2 separate regions of the Mus musculus genome follow, and region 1 is linked to region 2. The links are chromatin loops, found by intact Hi-C in ENCODE. Cell type or tissue: gastrocnemius. All regions are shown on one strand. Each heading gives the region's core, and the rest is flanking DNA. Links, peaks and the distances in the headings are about the cores only. Region 1 holds the start of Fasn (fatty acid synthase). Region 2 overlaps Ccdc57 (coiled-coil domain containing 57).

What was found. Hi-C counts contacts between places; a loop is a spot of excess contacts. Peaks named below come from ENCODE experiments on the same cell type or tissue, not always from the same donor. Only the 100,000 strongest peaks of a DNase experiment are listed, where the experiment ranks them.
Region 1: it touches region 2 in a loop (2.1-fold over the local background); 11 of 42 quality-filtered maps call a loop at or near these places.

The regions. Positions count from the first base shown.
Region 1 is chr11:120,818,986-120,827,392 of GRCm38, reverse strand. It overlaps Fasn (fatty acid synthase), which reads left to right and starts at 2,846. Exons shown (of 43, transcript NM_007988.3): 1 at 2,846-3,363; 2 at 4,541-4,676; 3 at 5,163-5,315; 4 at 6,321-6,494; 5 at 6,661-6,861; 6 at 7,026-7,148; 7 at 7,249-7,364; 8 at 7,456-7,590; 9 at 8,193-8,407. The coding sequence starts at 4,550. Ccdc57 (coiled-coil domain containing 57) reads left to right here. Exons shown (of 19, transcript NM_027745.1): 19 at 469-851. The coding sequence ends at 677. In gastrocnemius, for the core only: a CTCF peak has its summit at 3,278; DNase peaks (open chromatin) are centred at 5,028, 5,704, 6,550, 7,627 and 5 more places; H3K4me3 peaks cover 3,516 bases; H3K27ac peaks cover 4,539 bases.
Region 2 is chr11:120,884,690-120,893,096 of GRCm38, reverse strand. It overlaps Ccdc57 (coiled-coil domain containing 57), which reads left to right. Exons shown (of 19, transcript NM_027745.1): 11 at 7,034-7,247; 12 at 7,712-7,864. Among named protein-coding and RNA genes, the nearest start is that of A430102A20Rik, 44 kb to the left of the region's middle. In gastrocnemius, for the core only: a CTCF peak has its summit at 5,409 (motif pointing left); DNase peaks (open chromatin) are centred at 3,159, 3,797, 4,308 and 5,390; H3K27ac peaks cover 1,565 bases.

The sequences.
Region 1 (8,407 bases), core at 240-8,239, 66 kb after region 2:
TCATGAACACTCCCTGTTATACTCAAGCCCCAGGGACAGGACGAGGAAGGACTGAACTCTCAATGGGGTAGCCTGGCTTGAATGGGAGGGGGGGCCACCTGCTACCGCCGCCACCCCCCCCCCCCCAGCCCTTAGGAAACAGTCACAGCATCTCAGGGTGTTTTGGTTTTTGCTTTCTTTTGTTTCCATAGCCCAGATTTCTGTGTGCTAGGGGAGAGGCAGGCCTAGGATCAGTTGAAAATATGTGAAGCCCATGCCCACACACACCTCTTGCACCCTAGTCAGGACCCAACACAGTTGCTGCCACTGGCTAGTGCTAGGTCACTATGGAGGGCCTGCTGGCCTGTATAGGCTCTCACAAAGAAAAACAGAATATGAGTCCCTACAGGTTGTTATGACATGACCAACTCTGAGCACATACCCTTCCCATGTTCCTAACCTACATCTTTTTCTACTTCTTGCCTGTAGAGTGTCCAGCACCTTCAAGACCCAGCTGTTTCCAAAAGGTCAACCGGAGCCCTGTCCCCATACAAAAGGCCTTTGCTGTCAAAGGGCTAAAGATGGAAGCTCAGCCAAAAGCCACACCCCCCAGACCCAGCAAGTCTCACCCAGCTAAACCTACAAACTGCCAGCAGCAGCGGCCCTCTAGGATCCGCAACTACAACCTCAAGGACTAAGTCTCAGCCTCCTGCAGGAGACTGCACAGGGGCTCCACCTTGTACGTGGGGCCTGTGGTTATACAAGTTGGGAGTGAGAATACACATGGTATACAGGTGGGTTGTGAGCACAGGACAGCATCCCAAATGATGGCCTTTCTGATGCTAAAGAGCAATTAAAGCCTCCTCCATCTGTTTGGCCTGTGAAGTTGTCTGTCTTGTCCTACTTGGGGAATGCAGGCTGGATCCTGGGCTGGCCTCTGCCCCCTGCCTGTCACCACCCACAGCCACTGTGCACTCGCCCTGTCGGTGACACTGTCCTCCAGAGCCTGGTGGGCAGAATAGAGTGGCCACCTGCAAAGTATGTCCCCAAGGAACACTGTATGAGAGGTCCTCCCGGGAGCATGGGCCTGGCCACCCAGAGGCCCAGTCTCGGAACCAGACCCATCTGCCTACTGAAAACCTCATGAGACCTGCCTGACCACTTCCTGTCCATAGCATGACTTAAAGAGGCCCATGGCCTTAGCCTTGCTGGGTATCAGACACACAGGGCTGCAGGGTCCAGGCAGCTCCCAGGTCCAGGTTGTTGTGTGTCCTTGACTAATCATGTGACTCTTGCAGCTTCATTTTTGCATCTCTGTGTGTAAAATCCTGACAGTGATTCCAGGCTGGCTGGCTCACATGGTGGGCCATCACAACATTACAGGGAAGCCCACACTCAGTAATGTGGTCTTGGATGCCAGTTGAATAACTCAGGCCTAGGTAGCAGACATCTGCAGATCACTCCTGCTGTGGGTCTGTAGTAGGTAGCTCTCAAGGTGCATATGCAAAGAGAGAGCCATAGGATGCTTTTACAAGAGCCCACCTAGGTACACTGTGCTGTTTTCACGACTGGCAGGGGCCATGGCAGGCCATCCTGACGTGGCTCTCTCATATCCACATCTGGCAATCCACTTTGTTTGTCACGTGTTTCTGAGATGTAGCCATGCAACTTCCTTTGGTGAAAAGATGATCAGAGAAGTTTGCTCTGCCCTCAGCATCCTGCTCTGTGCACGGCCCAGACTCTGCATCCCTGGGTTACATCTCCTCCAGCTGAGACCCTGACAGCTGCAGAGGGCAGAGCTCTGCTGACCACTTAGGGTTGGCCAGCAGCCTGGCCAGTGAGAAGGCAAACATGACCTATCTCAAGGCACCAGGAGCTGGGGTGGGACTGCTCTGGCTAGTATGTGTACAGGCCTTTTGTAAAACTTTCCTAGGCTGGCCCTGAAACCCAAAGACACCCACAAAGGCATAGGGGCAAAATGGGAGAGCTTGGGGGCAAGCCAGCTTATGGGCAGAATACACCTGCCAGTCCTATAGGCTGCCCTTCAGGGTCCCTGCTTAGCCTCCTTCCACAGAAAGCCTGGGTGGATAGCCAAGTTGGAGAAGCTAGAAGCCAGGGTTGACAAGCAAGGCTCTGAGGCTCTGGCTTTTGCTATAGACTTGCAGTCAAGGACCACTGACACTAGCCCCCTTCCCCCTCCCCCCCACTCCCGGGCCATTACCCCATAAGGAGGTCAGTCTTAGTGGCCTGGGCCTGTAGTGGAAGGACAGGAGGGAAGGGAACAACCTCTCTAGGCACTCAAGGGACCCAACCCTGAGAAGTCTGTGTCTTTTTGGACGGTGAGTTTTGTCATCCCCCGCCCCCAAATTCGATAACCCTTTGAAAAGAGGAATTTAAAGGGAGGGAGGGAGAGGGTCCCGGAAACTCAGGGAGGCGCGCAGCAGCTCCTTTGTTCCCACCAGGCGGGGGAGGGGTGGTATCCCGCTCGCCAGATGGCCGCGCCTGGACACTGAGCGGACTCCGGAGGCCGCCACACGCGCCCGTCAGTGTTCCCTATCCTGCCTACTGCTCCCGTCCCTGCCCGCATCCTGGTCTCCAAGGTGGCCACAGAGGGTGGGAGTCCGAGAAAGCTGGGCCACGATGACCGGTAGTAACCCCGCCTGAGGCGCCCTCCGCCAGGGTCAACGACCGCGCTTGCGCGGGGGCCCGCGAAGTGCTTTGCCGCTGTTGCCGGCCCATCACCCTATTGCCTAGCAACGCCCACCCGCGCGCCGCCATTGGGCCACCGAGAACGGCCTCGGTGTCCAATTGGTTTCGATGTGGAGCAGGCCACGCCCCTCGGTTCCGCGCGCGCTACGATCGCGGCGTGGAATCGCAGCGACACGGACCTGTCCCCCCGCGTGGCCCTGGTGTCCTCCTCAGTGCAGAGTTTCCAGTGTGACCAAGCACGCCCGACCCACACTGCGCGCGCACAGTGCACACCTGGCACCGGCCGCGAGGGGGTGGGGGTGGGAGGACAGAGATGAGGGCGTCGGGATGAGCCCCGCGTGGCCCGCGCGAGGCCGGGGGCGGGGACGGAAGCAGGCGGGGGCTGCGCGTTCCTTGTGCTCCAGCGCGCGCCCGTGCAGGGTCCCGGCTGGGGGCGGCGCGCGCGGGCATCACCCCACCGGCGGCGGCGCGCCGGGTCCCGGGGCGCAGCCCCGACGCTCATTGGCCTGGGCGGCGCAGCCAAGCTGTCAGCCCATGTGGCGTGGCCGCGCGGGGATGGCCGCGGTTTAAATAGCGCCGGCGCGGCCTAGAGGGAGCCAGAGAGACGGCAGCGGCGTCCCGTCCAGTTCGCCTGCCGCGCTCCTCGCTTGTCGTCTGCCTCCAGAGCCCAGACAGGTACGCCGCTGCGTTCGGGGTTCCGGGGCGGCAGGCCGGTGTCGGGATGCCACGGCTCCAGTGGAAGGATAGGCGGGCGCCCATCCTCGGCACCCCTGCGCTCACAAAAGCGCCGCCGCGCCCCTCCGACAGCCAGCCACCGGGCTGAGCTCCGCGATCAGGCCGAGAGGGGCGCGGGAGGGGTGTGCGGAGAGCCAGCGCGGCGGGCCGCTGTCACGTGGGCGCCGCGCCAACCGGGTGCAGGAGTCTGGGCGCCTCGTGGATGGGGCCGGGGCCTTCACTCGCACTGGGCGGCTTTGGCAGGGCGCAGGAGGCCGCGGTGGTACCCGGGCTTCAGCTTGGAGAAGGCAGATGCGGGTCTGGGTGCGCACGAGGCCCCAGGGGCCTCAGCGGAAGTCATCAGACCATCCAGGCCTCACCGGCTGGGTGGCACGGAAGCCTTCTCGTTGGACTACGGTTGCAAGGCCTGAACTGCCCTGGGCAAGTGCCTTAGGGACAGGAGGATCTAGCAGATCCTTCTGCTGCCTCGGCCAGGTTACAAAGTGTTCGACCAGATGGCGAGAGGCTTCACCTTTCCCCTAACCGCACCAAGCTGAGAGTAGTATTCCAGGTCGGACCTTGCTGAAAGGGTCCATTGGCAGGGGATCGGTTTGCCTCAGCCCTGCTAGGCCTGGGCACTCACTAGTTGTCGGGCCTGTTCCCTCTGGGTCCTAACCAAGCCTGGCGTCCTGGCTGGCACTGAACGGCAGTCAGTCTCCACCCTCTTCGTGAAAGGGAAGCGCGCTGGCTTCCCCGTGGCTTAAGGTGAGAGTGCCCCAGACCCTGTTTCTTGAAGCCCCACTTCTGTTTGCAAGTTCCTGATTTGACTAGCCTGGGATGGAGCATCCAGTAGGCAACTGGAGATCCTATGGTCCCAGGTAGCTCTGGCAAAACATGGTAGGGTCAGGCCAGGTCAAGTGTCTACCCTGGAAGGGCTGACAATCTCAGAAGTAGCTATCAGTGCAAGGAGACCTAAGCACTCAGCTCATCCGTTGTTTACAGCTGAGTTCTGCTAGTTTCCACTGGGGGCTTTCTGAGCCCTTGCTCTCAGAAAGTCTTGAGGTGTGCTACCTGTGGATTTAGGTGGCTGTAGCTGGGAATGACTGTGAGAGACCCACCATGCTATCTTCCCCCACAGAGAAGAGCCATGGAGGAGGTGGTGATAGCCGGTATGTCGGGGAAGTTGCCCGAGTCAGAGAACCTACAGGAGTTCTGGGCCAACCTCATTGGTGGTGTGGACATGGTCACAGATGATGACAGGAGATGGAAGGCTGGTGAGTGTCCCCTCGGGATCATGCAGCAGGATGGTCTGAGAGTTTATGACCAAGGCACTTCTGGAGACAGGGAACTCCCTGTAGAGCTAGCTGTGAGGTTGAGAACCGGTCAGAATGAAAAGGGACAGGTGACTTGGTTGATCCCTCGTGGAGGACACCAAAGGTGGATCATAGAAGGGGGCTGGCCCTTTGGATATCTCATCTGCAGCCTGTGCCCTGAGCTGGCAGATGGTGTCTAAGATGACTCTCACACCCAATGGGCTCTAACAGAGCCACAGAGCAGCTCTACCTGATGGACAGGTGTGAGTCAGCATTGGGCTGGCCTGGCCAGCCTGGGAGCAGGCAGAGGGTCTCCCAGTCGCCAGCCTCACCTCCTACAGGGTTGGCTCTGGGTCACCCACATGTGGCTGTTTTGGGACTCCTCACTAGCAGTGAGTCTGGGTCACTCTCTGGGAGCCTGGCTTCAGAGGCTGTGATGTTCCTCAGGGCTCTATGGATTACCCAAGCGGTCTGGAAAGCTGAAGGATCTCTCCAAGTTCGACGCCTCCTTTTTTGGGGTCCACCCCAAGCAGGCACACACAATGGACCCCCAGCTTCGGCTGCTGTTGGAAGTCAGCTATGAAGCAATTGTGGATGGAGGTGGGTTGTTGGGGAATTCCTACCCTTTTTAGAACATACTGTAATGAGGGCTGGGGACATAGTTCAGTGGTAGCGCAACTTGTCTAGTGTGTGCAAGAACCTGGACTTCATTCCTGGTACTGTTAAAAGGAAAAGGAGATGCAACAATAATATCTTTTTGGCTCTTGAGACATCAAGGGCTCAGAGACAGGCCTGGCATGGGTCTCTCTAGCTATGTCCCCAATCCTGATACAGGGCCGGTGGCTCAGGAGGCGGGGGCCCTGAGCAGGGCACAGTTTCACAACCGCACACTAGAAGTGTCCCAGGCGCGCCCTGTTACCCTAGTTTCCTCACTCCCCAATGTCTGGTTGTTCTTGGGCTGAGGGCGGGGCTTACAGCAGGTAGCTCTGCAGGGGCTCAGCCTCGAGCTTTGGCAACAACCCTGTCCCACTGGCTGTCTCTTATTCTGGATCCTACTGCTTGGGACATGGATGTGCCCCCAGGGATAGAAGGCCCTATAGTGGGCAGCGAGTGTGGGTTGGTATGGTGGGGGTGCGCTTCAGGTTGGGAGATGTTAATTAGCCCTATACTTGATAGACAGCTTGATGCACAACTGCCCTGGGGTATGGTATAAGACCAGCGAGCCCTTGGTGAAAATGAAGGCCCTCACCTCGGACCTGTCTGGCTGCCCAGGCTCTATCAAAGGCTGGGCACAGCTCCCAGGGGGTTACCCACGGTCCTCTGCTTTCCCGGCTTGGACACTTGGCCTTTGTGTTCCTGTATCTCCTTATCACAGCCTGTCCCAGGGCAGGCTGCCCTTGGCACTAGAGAACTCATTGGCCAGCAGCCTCTTGAGACCCACCAGTAACACCAGAGGCCAAGGGAGTTGCCTTCAGACAATGCTGTTCTCTGTCTTTCCTATGGCCTCCTATGGGTTGCTGCCTGACCCAGACCTTAGAGGTTCACTGTGGCCCCTGATGGCATCTCTCTCACCCAAGCCTGTGTGGCTCTTGCTGCCCCCGGCAGGTATCAACCCAGCCTCACTCCGAGGAACGAACACTGGCGTCTGGGTGGGTGTGAGTGGTTCAGAGGCATCCGAGGCCCTTAGCAGAGATCCCGAGACGCTTCTGGGCTACAGCATGGTGGGCTGCCAGCGTGCAATGATGGCCAACCGGCTCTCTTTCTTCTTCGACTTCAAAGGTGGGTGGGCAGCCCAGCCTTGGGCACGGGCCCAGCTGCATGAGTGCATTCACCTAGACAACCCTTTAGGACTTCCTTATTCCTGGGGGAACGCTGAGTGGGGTACTCAAGGCCCCAGCGGGGTGCGGGGGGTGCGGTGTGGGACAGCATCTGCCCTTGTCCACAGGACCAAGCATTGCCCTGGACACAGCCTGCTCCTCCAGCTTGCTGGCACTACAGAATGCCTACCAGGCCATCCGTAGTGGGGAATGCCCCGCGGCCCTTGTGGGTGGGATCAACCTGCTCCTGAAGCCGAACACCTCTGTGCAGTTCATGAAGCTGGGCATGCTCAGCCCGGACGGCACCTGCAGATCCTTTGATGATTCAGGTAAGGGTGGCCTGGGGAGCGATCATTAGGCTCTGCTTTGCAGGGCTCCAGCCTGTACCCTGAGTGTGGTGTCTTGGCTTCTGATGGGCGCACACATGTATAGACTCACAACACACACACCCCATCACCCCAGAGCACCTAGCTGAGGTGTTGACCTACCCTAGGGAGTGGATATTGTCGCTCTGAGGCTGTTGTAGCAGTTCTGCTGACTAAGAAGTCCCTGGCTCGGCGGGTCTATGCCACGATTCTGAATGCCGGCACCAATACAGATGGCAGCAAGGAGCAAGGTGGGCATGGAGGGAAAAGAAAGAGCATGGATCATAAGAAATGGGGAAGAGGGGCATGCAAGGCTTCATACCATACCGTACCACTACCCATCTACCGTAGGTGTAACATTCCCCTCTGGAGAAGTCCAAGAACAACTCATCTGCTCTCTGTATCAGCCAGCTGGTCTGGCCCCGGAGTCGCTTGAGTATATTGAAGCCCATGGCACGGGCACCAAGGTGAAAGCCCTTTCTGACCCATACCTGTGACTCCTCTACCCTTGTTAGAGGTCCTTCCGGCTGCAGCCTTAACCTACTCTGTCCCCTGCAGGTGGGTGACCCCCAGGAACTGAATGGCATTACTCGGTCCCTGTGCGCCTTCCGCCAGGCCCCTCTGTTAATTGGCTCCACCAAATCCAACATGGGACACCCTGAGCCTGCCTCTGGGCTTGCAGCCCTGACCAAGGTGAGCAGACTGGGCTCTGGGTCAAGAGTCCCTGTTATGTGGATAGCTGTGTAGTGTAACCATTACTTGGCCTACCTTGGGGCTCCTGCCTGCCTACCAGCTGGCCCTTTGACTGTACCGTGGGAGCATGGGGCTACCCTTATGGCACGTTCCCTGTGGTAGATGTGCCGACTTATATAGCTTCTGGCCAAAGGGAAAATTTGGTTGCAAAAAGGAAAGGTACAGTTCTGAAGAAGTATCTAGGCCTCCTTCTGAGGTGAGGGAGGATTGAGCCAACATCTGCTATGGCGTGCCCTTTCCTGCTGGGTGACCTTGCACACCTGCCTGTCCACTTGTTGGGACCTTCAGCTTGCTTCTACATTGGGGGATGTGTGGTTGTCTCGATGACCCATCTGTTTGGGCTTCTGGGCCTGGCTTGGGGGGGTTGTGTGTTCAGGCCTACGGCTCCTCAACTTGGAGACATGCACCCTAGATGACACAAAAAAACAAGGTCAGAGGACAAGGGTCTTGGTGCTCAGTACCACACACAGGTCACGGGCCCAGGGGAGGTAGATAGCCACACTTGGTGGGAACAGCTGCCCAGTAACTGTGTTCTATTGCAGGTGCTGTTATCCCTGGAGCATGGGGTCTGGGCCCCTAACCTGCACTTCCACAACCCCAACCCTGAGATCCCAGCACTTCTTGATGGGCGGCTGCAGGTGGTCGATAGGCCCCTGCCTGTTCGTGGTGGCAACGTGGGCATCAACTCATTTGGCTTCGGAGGCTCCAATGTTCATGTCATCCTCCAGCCCAACACACGGCAGGCCCCTGCGCCCAC
Region 2 (8,407 bases), core at 134-8,133:
CATATGGTTGCTGGGATTTGAACTCAGGACCTTTGGAAGAGCAGTCAGTGCTCTTAACCGCTGAGCCATCTCACCAGCACCAGGTCCTAAGTTATGCAGAAGTCATCTGATGTTGCCTGTTGACTCCATACAGTAACACATGGACAAATCGATACTCACGTGGCACACACCAGCATATAATACACATACACACACACACACACACACACACACACACTATTTAAGATTTAGGCAGGTGTGGTGGCACACACTTGTAATTTCAGTACTCGGGCAACTGAGGGAAGACAATCGTGAGTTCAAGGCTAGTCTGGATTTCATAAGGTTCTCTCTCAAAAACAAACTGGAAGATGTTAAATAGGCAAGGCTATAGAGGTGGAGCACTTCCTTGCATGACCGAAGGCCTAGACTTGAGCCCCAACACCACAAATAAATGAAAGTGACCCATCACTGCACGCAGTCATATCACTGTCCTGCGAGGCACACAGCCCAGAAGCAGTTTGTTCCCTGTGTTGCGCATGAGCAGCACATGAAGTCACGGTGCATCTATAAAGACCCCATCTTAGCTTCCTGGGAATTGTCCAACCACAGGAGACTGGCTGGCTGTGTGTACTCTCGGCTGGGAGCTATAGCTGCACGAAAAGCAGGCATGTGAGTAGTGGTGGCAGCCTCTTGGCTATTGGAGCAGAAAGTAGCAGGAAGGCTTAAGAGGACAGAGTTAACACAGGCTCTAGGGTGAAGCTGGAATACCAGCTTCTTAGCATCACATCACCACCAACCAGATCACCACCAACCAGGAACCCAGATGCTTTGCTTTGCTTTGTGGTTCTTTTGGGTTTGTTTATTTTTTGTTGGTTTGGTTTGGTCTGTTAGTTTGTTTTTTGAGACAGAGACTCACTATGTAGCTAGCTGTCCTGCAACTCACTATATAGGGCACTGAACTTTTTTTTTCTCAAGATAAGATTTCTCTGTGTAGCCCTGGCTATCCTGGAACTCATTCTGTAGACCAGGCTGGCCTTGAATGTACAAAGATCTGTGTACCTCTGCCTCCCAAGTGCTGGGGTTAAAAGTATTCCCCACCACTGTGTTAAACTCTTGAGGATTTGAACTCACAGAGAACTGCTTGCCTCTGCCTCCCAAGTGCTAGGATGGCATGCACTGCCTTGCCTTCATTTTAAAAATACAAGATAGTGCTTCCTCTTTTATTGATCTCATTGGTTTGTGGTGCCAATCTTGAAAAATTGAGCGTACTGTCAAATATTCAGAATCACATTTCAAGATGCAGTCATGGGGCCTTTTTAATTATTATTATTTATTATATTATTTATTTTGTGTTTCTGTGTGTGTGATTATGTGCGCACGCCATCTGGGTGGAGTCGGAGGACAACTTTAGGGAATTGGTTCTCTCCTTCCACCATGCATGTTCCAGACTTTCACGTCAAGTGGTCTTACCCACTGAGCCATCTCACTGGCCTGGGACCTTTCCATCATCAAGTCCTGAGTAGGACGTGAAAATTCCCTGGGTGTGGTGGTGCACGCCTTTAATCCCAGCACTTGGGAGGCAGAGGCAGGCGGATTTTTGAGTTTAGGCCAGCCTGGTCTACAAAGTGAGTTCTAGGACAGCCAGGGCTACACAGAGAAACCCTGTCTCAAAAAAAAAAAAAAAGTGAAAATTCTCTCCAAAGACACATGACTTCATACATGGCAACTACTGAGCAACATGAGATGGAGAAGGTGGTTTTCCCTCCACAAAGTGGAGCCTAGTAGTTCCATGGTGACGATAGCCAGACACTGGTTACAGGGTGCCTGTGGACTGAGTTGCATTCCCCACAAAACTCAGGTTAAAGTCTTGACCCCAAGACTTCAGAATATGACTCACTGAGATTGTATTGCTGAGGGTGTAGTGAGTTAAGATGAGCCACGCTGGAGGCAGAGTGGCCCTGACCCCTGATCCTTGACCCTGCTTCTACTGTCCTTAGAGGGAAGGACACATAAATGCACAGGATGGCCATGTTGGTGGCAAGGCAGAGATACTAGAGTGACAAATTTACAAGCCCAGGAACACCAGATTCTGACAAGCCCTGGAACAGATCCGCTGCAGCCTTCAGATGCAGCACAGCTTTCCTCACAGTGTGATGTCAGGCTTTGGGCCTGCAGAGCAGGAGAGAATATAGTGCTGTTTGAACCTAGCTTATGGCCGGATGTTCCCGAAGAAGCTGTAAGAAACTCCTACAGAGACCGGGCAGTGGTGGCACACGCCTTTAATCCCAGCAAAGGCAGGCAGATTTCTGAGTTGGAGGCCAGCCTGGTCTACAGAGTGAGTTCCAGTACAACCAGGGCTACACAGAGAAACCCTGTCTTGAAAAACCAAAACAACAACAACAACAAAAAACGGATAAAGCTTAGCTGGGGCTAGCTCTCAGCAGGCTCTCGTTGGGCTCTCCTAATCGGTGTCCATTTGAAGATAAGGCTTCACTAGTGCGACCCCTTCTTAGGACCTTCTTTAATGGTGTGTCCTACTCAGGGTTCCTGTGGCTGTGACCAAAGCAAGTTGGGGAGGAAAGGGTTTATTTGGCTTACTCTTCCATGCCACTGGTCACCACTGAAGGAAGTCAGGCAGAGCAGGAACCTGGAAATGATGCAGAGACCATGAAGGGGTGCTGCTTACTGGCTTGCTCATTCTACTTTCTTATAGAACCCAGGACCACCCACAATGGGCTGTGCCTTCTCCCATTGATCGATAATGAAGAGAATGACCTACAGGTCTGTCTACAGCCTGATCCCATGGAGGCATTTTCTCAACTGAGGTTCCCTCCTCTCGGGTGACTTTAGTTTGTATCATGCTGACATAAAACTTTCCATCACATGGTCTTTTTTTTTTCCAGTATCAAACACCTGCCCCTTTATGAAAAGGTCACTCTCCAGTTCTCTGGAGTAACGATACTGATGTTCTTTCGGGCCCTTCCTGAGGGATGCCTGCCTCAGACTTGTCTTTCTCCTACAAAGCTGTCCTTCCATTAAAGGCCAAGTTCCCAGATCACAATGAGTAGGCAGAAGGCACAAGGCGATAGTGTTCATACTGGAAGTGACTGCCCAGGATGGCCCTGGTGCTGGCAGCTAGCAGTGGCTGCTTGCCTTTAGCCATGCTGTGGGATACCAAGTCTGAGCAGCAGATTGCCAACAAAACACATCTCCCCTCTGAGTTCTCACACACTGCAGTTCCCAAACTTGGCCCATGGCAGAACAGTTGGTTGAAGATCCTCCTGACCCTCCTGGGGCCCATGAGGTGAGCTGCCCCAAGGCTGGAGCACTGAGGACACCCGAGCAGCTCTGCTCACATTTCTGCCACAAGAATCAGAGGCTGATGAGGGGTAGATGGCCTTTGGGACGCACGGACCTCTCACCCCATCCCGTAGGCTTTTGTGAAGTCATATATGAAGCGCTTCTCAAACTGAGCACAGGAAAAACTGTAGACAGATGAGAGAAGAAAAAGCACTTATTCTCATCAATGGCCCCTTACTGGAAGCTTTCTTGTACTTTTCCCTAGGCTGGCAATCAAAAGAATACATTTGTCTCCAAGTACCAGCTAAGCAGGTCAGCAAGGCCTATCAGTTGCCCGGTTTTTGTTAAGTAAACAATAAACTTCAGAAGTGTGCTCTATAGTCAGGAACAGCCCATACCCCACCCACCTCCTCAAGTGTACCCTTGATCTTGGACACAATATCTGGCTGTGTCCCAACAACCAAAGCAGCCAGTACAGTTCCCAGAATCTGCCTGCAGACGAAAGCCTAGGTACAGCTTTGGAATAGAGTGATGGGCCAGGGCTCAGGAGGGAGAAGCCCTCACCAGCTCCTCGCTGTCAGCATTATAGAAAACTTTGAACTGAATGGTGAGGGTTGCCTAGCCTGCCCTACTGGGGAGCCGTGGAAGTCAGCAAAGGAAATGCTGCCTTCATGTTATTGCCTGGGAGCCTCCTTCAGGCCCCACTAGGAGCACCTAGGGACTATCTCTGGATAGCCAGGAGCTTGTGCTGCACCAAAGACTGACACCAAATTTACCACAGGCTTCCTCAGCACACAGTGATTGGCTGTGTGTGACATCCGTTTTACAGGCTCCCATCTGGCACATGTGATGTGGGAACATTACTCATAATCTAGGGCAGATCAGAAGGGTAGCTCTTATGTTTCAGTTGTCACCTCGGGGATCCTAAGAGGGAGAAGATGTAGCCGGCTTGAGGCCAGAAGAGGCTCTTAGCCAGCTTGGTGTCACAGATGTGAGGCAGCATGGGGTGACCAGGCTTTTCCGTGCTTCACAGAGGTTCTCGCCAGGTTTCCTGGCCTGGCTACTGTGCTGTTCATTGCCAGAGAGGGGGAATCAGCCAGTCATCATAATAGCGGGGAGGCTGGGTGGTGCAGAGAACCGAGATGGCCCTTCCCGTCCGGGGTAAGAGCTGGGGTGAGCTCAGGCTGGGCTAGAAGGTTACAGCCACAGGCTGCACATTCAGCCAGTCTGGCTAAAAACGAGCACTGGCAAGCTGGGGCTCAGGGTAAGAGACATGAGAACTTCGTTCTAGGAGTGAAAAAACAATTTACAGCAACTTAAGAAGCTCTAGTTGGGCTAGTGAGGTGCCTCAGTGGGTGAGGATGCTTACTGCTAAACCTGAAGACCCGAGCTTGATCCCCAGGACCCATTGTGGAAGGAGAGGACCAACTCTCCAAAGCTGTCTTCTGACTTCCATGTGCAGGCTGTGGCATGTATACACACACACACACACACACACACACACACACACACACACACACACATAGAGAATGTAATTTTAGAAGGGTGGGATGGATGGATGGGATGTTAGCGCTGTAGTGAGAGGATCTTTGAGATAATGCAGGCCTAGAACAGACCCAACGTAGCTCAGCCTCGGAAGGGCTGCACTTGTCAGTGGAGGGAAGGGGTGCTCCCTAACGGTACTTCCTGAAACCCACATGCCTGGGAAGTAGGCAGACAGACGTGAATGGAACGGGCTGAATGGGCTGAACATGTCATGGGATGAGGGGACAGAAGTGCAGGGGGCAGGGCAGTGTCTGAGGGCTGAGCCTCTGCTGAGCATTTTACTAGGAAGTTTGTCTTTTCCTTTAATTCTACCATAAATATTTCTACCCCATAGAGATCCCTTAGAAACAAAATCTGAATGCATGTCATGTAACATGCTTTAATGTGCTGAGTCATTTTCTTGCCAGGTTGTTAGATTGTTCACAAGCATGGTTAAAATGGTGTGGCTAGGAAGCTGGAGAGGTTGCTCAGCAATTCAGAGCACTTCTTGCTCCTGCCACTCTTGCAGAGGACCTGGGTTCAGTCCCCAGCGCCGCACGGCTGCTCACATCCATCTGTCATGCAATTCCTGGTATTCAGCGCCATCTTCTGGCCTCTGTGGATAGTGCATACATGTGGTGCATATACATATTTGCAGTCAAAACACTCATACATATAACATAAAAATAATCTTTTTTTAAATGTGGTGTTGGACACATGTGTGTCTCTTCCTCAGAAGATTGGCTCGGATCTCCTGTGCTGGGTCTTCCTTGGCTTATGACCAGAGAGGCTGGTAACTGAGCCTCAGTTTGCACTGATGGGTACTGGAACATCTCTGGGCATGCAGAGCTGCTTTTTCTTTCCTTTTTGCTCTGAGTGTCAGTTTTCCCTGCACCTCATGCTGTCCCAGGCCTAGGGGCTCTGCTCACCTGACCTGTTTGGATGCTTTCTGTTGCAACTGTAGTTCCTGTTTTCAGCTGTGTTCTACCCAGTGAATTGTCTTACTGTTCTAAAACTTCATAGAAGTCATAAAGTCAGGGCTGGAGAGTTGGCCCAGTGGTTAAGAGCATTGACTGTTCTTCCAGAGGATCTAGGTTCAATTACCAGAACCTACATGGCAGCTCATAGCTGTCTGTAACTTCAGTTCCAGAGGATCCAACAACCTCACATAGACATATATCTAGGCAAAAAACCAATGCACAAAAAATTAAAATAAATAAATCTTGGCCGGGCAGTGGTAGCACACACCTTTAATCCCAGCACTTGGGAGGCAGAGGCAGGTGGATTTCTGAGTTTGAGGCCAGCCTGGTCTACAAAGTGAGTTCCAGGACAGCCAGGGCTATACAGAGAAACCCTGTCTCAAAATAATAATAATAAAAATAAACAAATCAGTCAGTCAGTCAATCTTTTTTAAAAATTAAAAGATTTCATAAAGCCTTTGGTGCAGTAAATATAGGCATGTGACTGAACTGTCACCCCCCCCCCCAGAGCTCCCCTGACACTCTTCCTCCTTCCTGACCCGGTGACCCTTGTCTGTGTCTGAGAAGCCAACTACCGAGTGACCCTGTCATTCATGTAGTGCCTCACAAATCGACATGGCCCTCGAGGCATACAGGAGGCTCATTGTGTTGTAGGGACTTTCCCCTGGGGAAACAAACAAGCTTCTACCTCCTCCACCTAGTGCTTGATGACAAACCAAAGTATGATTCTTCCAGAGCCCAGCTGGAGGACCCGAGAGTTTATTGGGCTTTCTCACAATCATGCCTGAGTGGCTACCTACAGGCACATGGGGAACTCTAGAGCAATCATACCACCAATTTAGCCCCAGAGTGGACGATGACTTTCCCATGGCTGTACAGATAGAAGCCCCTGCCGTCAGTTAACCTCCTACAGTCTATGTACACACTGACACATCTCTAGGCGTGTGTAGTTAGGACAAGACTGCATACTACTGGGTTCGAGGAGGAGAGGCCAGAATGTGAGGTGAGGGTCTTCATTCCCACCTTCGAGAAAGTGTCATCAGTTGACAAGCCTGATCTTGATCTTGAGGGGGTCTCTTTCAAATAAGCAGCTTTTCTGATAAAGATGGTGGCTGTTGCAGTGAGAGGGTAGTGTTCTACAACACACTGCAGTTTTGGAGGAGAGGATATGGCTCCAAGCTGAGCTGGAACAAAGGACCTCATCTTTTGTGTCCCTGATAATTCTCCCTTGCTGCATGTATGGTTGACAGGTACCTCCTCAGCAGCATGAAGGAGAAATAAGGGCAGATTCTCCATCTACTGAGATCCAGAGGCTACAGGAACAGAATGCAGGTCTGCGGAACGCTGTTTCACAGATGAGGAGAGAGATGGAGATGCTGAGCGGTCATCTCCCCCCTGCCCAGCCAGAAGAGTGTTCAAATGCAGACCCTGATCCCAAGGCTGGAGGAGACTCCACCCCTCCAGGTGAGCTGGGAGAGATGGAGGCAAAAAGGAGTGAACGGCGGGGACACGGGGACCTCTAGGCAGTCAGGCTGGGCAGGACGTGGCAGTGCCAGTAGGGTTGCCGGGCAGGCCTTCCTCAGGAGGAGCATCTTATGGGAGAACTGAGTTGGCATCCCCACCTATGTCTTGTTCTTAGCGGGCACCATGATTGCTTCTAAGGGACCAGTACCTGATATGGGAGTTATTCCCCTCCATTCAGCAAGCCTATAGGAGTGGAGGCAGGCAAATTCTCACTCCCGATCCCAAAGCCTTCCTAGAAGACATGGAGGCTAAGCTGAGAAGTGAAAGTCGGTCCAGAGAGTCCCGGGGAGTGCAGAGAGATCAGGGGCAGAGGAGAGCCCGTGAGCCCTGAAGCTTTGGCAGTAAGACAATGGTGTAAGTGTGCCTGTGAGTGTGTGTTGTGTTGTTCCCTCGTGTCTTGGCAGATTATGTTCTGACCCTTGAAGCAGAAATGCAAAATCTAAAGCATAAACTTAAGGCATTGGAGGAACAACTACAAAGCACAGAAGAGCCAGTGAAGACGTCCGTGGCCACTGCTGATCCACACCATGGTGTCCACAGCTCTGCAGCAGCAGCTGGTGAGAGTCCCTGGCTGCCTGAACCTTATTCTCTGTCCCAGTCACACTGACTGCGTGAAAATTAAGATATATGGTCGGTGGTGGCACACTTTAATCCCAGCACTCAGGAGGCAGAGGCAGGCGGATTTCTGACTTCGAGGCCAGCCTGGTCTACAGAGTGAGTTCCAGGATAGCCAGGGCTACACAGAGAAACCCTGTTTCAACAAAACAACACAACAACAACAACAACAAAAAATGAATAAAGAAAACTGAGATAAATTCCCTCAGGCAAGTCTTCCAAATGCAGGCATAGCTAGCTGCCCAGTCTTTGCCATCATCAGACGCTGTAGTCTCCAGAACAGGGGCTCCTGGGAGTTTCTAGTGTCAGGTGGGAGCTCTGTCTTCTCATGCAAGTGGAAGTGTGTGACTCCTGAGCATTTGTCTGCTGTCTTTTGGCCTAAGTTGTGTTTCACTGCCCATCAGCAGTTTGCAGGGCAGCTCCACGGGGTACATAATCTATCTTCCTGGTTAGCTGTCCCAGAGTCTGTGTGGTGCATCCTGTTA